2 separate regions of the Homo sapiens genome follow, and region 1 is linked to region 2. Evidence: chromatin loops called from intact Hi-C (ENCODE). Cell type or tissue: natural killer cell. All regions are shown on one strand. Links, peaks and the distances in the headings refer to the core of each region. The heading gives the core; the rest is flanking DNA.

Region 1 (2,916 bases), core at 288-2,787, 55 kb after region 2:
AGTGAGCCTCAGGCTTTGAGGACAGCTAGTTTGTTTGGGAGACACAGGAAGACTAGTAGGAGAGTGAGGAGATGATGTTAAGAAAAGGAAGGCAGATAATTAAATTACTTTCATTAATTAGATACTAAATGAGCAACAGGAACCTCATAGAAGTTCAAAACCTAACAGATCAATTAAATCATAATTTCTTGTTTTTCTGTTCCTTTAATTCGTGGGACTGGCCATGTAAAATAAATAAAATCTGCAGACCCCTATGTGATCTGATGGTTAGTGTGGTAGTGAACCAGGGAATCTTGCTAAGTGTCAGAACGTGATAAGAAAGTAACCACAGAGCAGAAAAATATTCCTGGTGTTACCTTAAGTTATAAAGACAGAGCTTAAAATCGAGCACACATATTATATCTATGTGAAGCAAATGAAAAAGATGAGCAGATATTAGCCTGTAAGGGAATACACCAAACTGTTAATAGTAGTTGTCTCTGGTTGGTGGGGACAAAAAGTGACTGTTTTCTCTGCATTTCTTTCTGACCCATCTACCCATGTTGTCTTCCCATAGCTATTTACTGCCCTTTGTTTCTACAGCTTCCTAACTGTTCTGAAATCCCTTACTAATCAGAGCAGTTTCCCTGGTATGCCCATCACACATATGGGCATGTGGGACATAGAGATTAGCTTTTTTTCTGACTAGATTAGTAAATTCTTATAATAGAAGGACCTGCTGAACCAAGGCTGGAATTTCCTACTCTTCACTCTGAAAGCTGGAACCAATCCCAAGGGGCTGGCCACACACTTGGTTCAAATTGGGTAGTCCTGGCCTGCTTTCTGCCTTCTTAGAGTGACCTAGGACTTGTTCATGTCCAAGGCCTTACCAGCCACACCTAGAAAATAGCAAGAACAATAGTAGCAACCATATCTATACCATTACATTTAGCTCAGTACCTCTCTTTTTGGATGTCTGACAAGTAGCCAAAAAAATTATTGATTCCAATTCCACTCCCTTCCCCCAATCTCCAAGCATGTATTATTTTCCTCCCCAGACTTTCCTATTGCAGTAAATGGCAACAGTATATTGTATCATCTGATGGAATGGCAAGGGTGTTTTCTCAAGCAGATAGTGTTTTGTTGACTTCTGTGTTTTTTGTTTCTCCTAGTAATGAGAGAAGAGTGCAGAGACCCAACTATTACTGAGTTTCCTGTGATATGAGATCTGAAGGGAGTTTACAGGAGCTCTTGAAGCTATGGTTTCACCTGCGAGAAAGACACCCACAAACCAGGCCCAACCCTGTGTGGTCCAATCTGAGACTGGAGTAGGCTGTCTCAACAGAGCCCCTGACCGAAACACTACAGACCCAATGCAGGGAAGACCCAGTCTTCTCTCTAACTTACTGCAGGTTTAGAAACTCTTTGTGTTCCCCCTGACATGTGCAGGGCAATAGGCCAGCCATGACGGCAATGATTGTCATTCTGAAGTGCATGGCCCAAATGGCCCCATGGATGTATAATCTCCTGGTGTCACTGAAAGACAAATAAAAAGAAAGTAAATTGTGAGATATAATTTGATATTCAGATTCAACTAGCCCCGCTCCTCACAGATTATTTTGCTAGGTGTTGTCACTGACTACTCAATGCTTTTTAGAATATGCAAATCAACCATTTCATCTGCTTTTTATTTCGTTTAATATGTTCTGTGATTCCTAGAAAGCAATACCCAGCATCCTCTATATGGCCATTTGAGATACAGATTCTCTATATTATACAGACCTAGACTATACTTGGGAACTGCGTTCCTTCCACACATATCTCTCCAACTGTGAAGTAATTGATGAACAGGGTTTGGGATCTGGAAAACTTGAACTGAAATCCTGGCTCAGTTTGAACTCCCTAATTCTGTTTCCTCACATGACTTTTAATGGTAATAACCATTTATAGGGTAAAGCAGAAAGAGATAAATGCATAGTTAGTGCCTGACTCATGGTAGACACTATATTTATGAGTTTTCTTCTCTTTCACTATCAGAAAGCACAGGCCCATGGATTGTCATCCTGCAGCAGGGGGAAGGTAAGTGAAAAGGAGATTTGGGGCTTAGAGTAGCATATCAATTTCTCAAGACATTTTTCCAGACACGAGTCTTTTATGCAAACATTTCTTGTTTGCCAAAAAGAAACAAGTGTTTCACCAGGCATGTTTGCCTGTGGGAGCAGTATCAGTTGAAAAGTATCTATAAATCTACAATATGCATAGTGGCATGTTAAGTACCCCAAGTGCAAAAGAAACCCTAAAAGACTAAATCTTCAGGTTAAGAATGAAGACAGGTGGCACAATTGCTAAAAGGGAGAATCTGATTGAAAGTGCAGTGACCCGGCCTCTCCCAAACACTGCCCTGGTGTTTTTAGAAACAAGTGAAGATCCACTGGACTATATTGTAACATATCTGATATTATCTAAGTGATGACATATGTGAAATCAAATTATGCTAATTTATGAAAGTTAGTGGTCCACAGATTGTCAGTATGTGATTTTTTTATCTCTTGTACATGTCAGATAATGTGTTTTTTTTTGCTTCAGAGGGTGGTCTCTCTCAGAAGTGTCTTAACTTACTGCTGTACCTGATTTAATTAAGATCCACTACAATTTCTGAAAGATAAACCAATGTGAAAAAAATGTGCAAATTATTATTTTGGTTCATGTTGGCAACCAAACCCTGAAATGAAATGTGAGATATATTTTCGTATCTTTTGATGGTCTAACAAATTTGGTTGAAGCTGTTCTCTATGAAAATTATTATCATCAGACTTGAAAAAGTGATGCAAAACTTCAAGCAATGCAGTATCAACTTGTGCTTTACCTCACTTGACTTACTTGTTATTTATATATTTGTTCATTCATAACCCATCTTCTTGGAAGCAGGATTTAAGT
Region 2 (2,916 bases), core at 170-2,669:
AATAAGTTTTGAGTTCAAGTATGTACCACATATTGCATATGGCACTGCACCCTGTACTTTTTTTTTTCTTTTTTTGAGACGGAGTCTCACTCTGTTGTCCAGGCTGGAGTGCAATGGCACAATCTCCGCTCACTGCAAGCTCCACCTCCCGGGTTCACAACATTCTCCTGCCTCAGCCTCCTGAGTAGCTGGGACTACAGGTGCCCACCCCCACAACCGGCTAATTTTTTTGTATTTTTAGTAGAGACAGGGTTTCATCGTGTTAGCCAGGATGGTCTCAATCTCCTGACCTCGTGATCTGCCCACCTCGGCCTCCCAAAGTGCTGGGAATACAGGCGTGAGCCAATCTCACACTCCTACTTGATGTGGCCTTTTTACTTGAGAATGAACAGAAATCCTCTAACAAAGAGGTTACAAACACAAGGTCACACACACCCCCTCCTGACCCCCACACACCCATTTACCATTGAGGAGAGTCCATGGCCGACCAACATACCTGATTCTCACTCCTGTTGAGAGGAGGGGCCAGCTGGGCTTCCTGGGTCGAGTAGGGGCTCAGCAAGCTGTGAAACGCACTCATTTCCTGCATCACGACTTACTTCGGTCCTGGATGAATAATATTGAAGATATATGCTTAAAATATTCCGAACACCAGGATTTGTGCATGTGTTTTCTTCCCCATGAAAGCTATGAACAGCGAAAATTTTCCTGTAAGTTTCCCTGTGTTCTCTCTCCCTCTCTTCCTTCCCCCTGCCCCAAAACTAAAGTAAAATAACGTTAACTGCCCGTTTTTCTGTAACCAGCAGACCTTATCTATACTCCCAATTCCAATTCCTTGTAAACATACTTTGTAAAGTCCTGTAAGATCCTGTCTCCTTTGCCATGACGCTGCAAGGTCATAAAGTAGATAAAACCTAAGTTGCAATTCCGGTTTTCCTCAAGATCTAAGACATGTTACAAATGGTTAATTGCCTTTGTTTCTCGCTTTGGTAACATCTTCCCGCCTCAGGTATTTCCCGCCTTGAAGAGTTTAAAAGGCAATCCTATAATCTAACTCTGGCTACCCATTCTGGACCCCCTCCATGCTTTGGAAGCTTTGTACTTTCACTCTGCTCAATAAAGCCTACAGCTTTTTCTCTCTCTCGGTCCGTGTTTCTATCACTCGCTGCGGTCAGCCGCCACACCAATTCTATGGCGTGGCTAGGCAAGAACCTTAGGTGTTACACTGTTAATAAAGCAGGTTCAGGCCTTCTCAGAGTGGCCCTGGGTATTTTGCCTCCAAGTGTCCTTGCGAATGTGAAAAGGAAAGCAGTTGAAAGACCAAATCAAGCTTCCTGACAGGACAAGGCCCTGGAAGCAGCATCAACTGCTGAAACTCTGAAGGGCAGGGTGTGAGCCTGCTGTGGACTGCCCCGTCCTATGGCCCTGGCCAGCTGGCGCCAGGGTCAGCTTTCCCCACATCTGCACTCCCTCTGCTGGAGGCCTGAGCTCTCCATGCCCCTGGCTCTCTTCTGCAGAGGGCCTGCTCTCTGCTGCCACAAGATGGCGCTGGAGAAGGGGCCTGAGCAGAGAGGCAGGAGCTCCTCTGCAGGTCCTCCCAGACACCACCCCTCTGGGAGGAAGGCTGGGGAGTCCCCTAAGACAGATCCTCCATCACTTCTCCCTGCCTGTGACTCAGGAAGACCAGCTCCTCCTACTGCCTTCTGTGCTAGGGAACACTTCCTGTTTGAGTGGGACCTGAGTTTTGAAAGCGTCTTCTGCTCCTCTTCATCTGGTCCCTTTCCTTCCAAGACCCCAGAGAGGAAGGCATGCGGTGGGCCCCAGCCCTGCTTCTAGCTTTCCTGCCTCTTGGTAAGTGTGCTGCCTACAGAGAGGCTGATGGGTTTTATTTTGTTCTGTTTTGTTTTCTCATTTTGCAAGGGGTGCCGTTCTAAGGAGTTCCTCATTATATTTTGTGCTGTTCCCATTGCAGCCAGTCAGAAATCTTCCAACTTGCAAGGGAGAAGGAAGTCAGTCACCAGGCCAGCTGGGTCATCTGCTGTAATCACTTGTGATCTTACTGTAATAAATACCTTCTACATCCACTGGTACCTGCACCAGGCGGGGAAGGCCCCACAGCATCTTCCATACTATGACCCCTACTACTCCAGGGTTGTGTTGGAATCAAGAATCAGTAGAGGAAAGTATTTTACTTATGCAAGCATGAGGAGGAGCTGGAAATTGATACTGCAAAATCTAATTGAAAATGATTCTGGATCTATTACTGTGCCACCTGGGACAGGCACAGTGATTCACACCTGCCCTACACCACACTGAAAATCTGCCTTGTGACTGCTTCTGGTACACAAGATAGACCAGCCCCCTCTCATTTGTTGCCACCGAATTTACTGTATTCTGTACAAAGAGAAACACAGCATAATTCCTGATCTCTCCCCTAATATCACACTCTCCTGGCAGCAGCTGCACCTTGTTCCCCACCCTCCCCCAGGACTTTCCTGAAGACAAGCTGTCATCTTCAGGCCTCAGCCAAGCAGCCTGGCTGAGAGCAAGACTCTCTCAGCTCTCCGAGGACATGGGGGAGGCCCACTCACTCTGCTTCCTCGGACCAACAGGTACACCTAGGGTCCAACTGCGAAGCGAGATATTTTGGACAGCAAATGGGAAGGATATTTATACTGAATCATATATCTAGAGATCACAGCTGAGAGTGTTGCTTATTCTTTATGTCTATAACAATATAAGCAATAGTATAATTACCACTATAACACTAAGCCTAGGTATGCAGTTGAACATTGTCTCCCTCTGCTTTCCTTTTTGTCTCTCTCTCTACTTTCTTGGTTACTTGCTATTTTTCTACACATCCCTTTTTCTGGCCTCCCCTCCCTCCCTCCCTAGCTCCCTCCCTAGCTTGCCTTC

What was found. Hi-C counts contacts between places; a loop is a spot of excess contacts. Peaks named below come from ENCODE experiments on the same cell type or tissue, not always from the same donor. Only the 100,000 strongest peaks of a DNase experiment are listed, where the experiment ranks them.
Region 1: a loop joins it to region 2, with 3 times the contacts of the local background. A loop is called at or near these places in 1 of 110 quality-filtered maps.

What each region holds. Positions count from the first base shown.
Region 1 is chr7:38,279,279-38,282,194 of GRCh38, reverse strand. It overlaps TRG. Among named protein-coding and RNA genes, the nearest start is that of TARP, 7.1 kb to the right of the region's middle. In natural killer cell, for the core only: no CTCF peak of the experiment used is centred there; a DNase peak (open chromatin) is centred at 1,254; H3K27ac peaks cover 2,500 bases.
Region 2 is chr7:38,334,407-38,337,322 of GRCh38, reverse strand. It overlaps TRG and the pseudogene TRGV7. Among named protein-coding and RNA genes, the nearest start is that of TRG-AS1, 5.6 kb to the left of the region's middle. In natural killer cell, for the core only: CTCF peaks have their summits at 1,308 and 1,510 (motif pointing right); a DNase peak (open chromatin) is centred at 1,552; H3K4me3 peaks cover 2,119 bases; H3K27ac peaks cover 2,500 bases.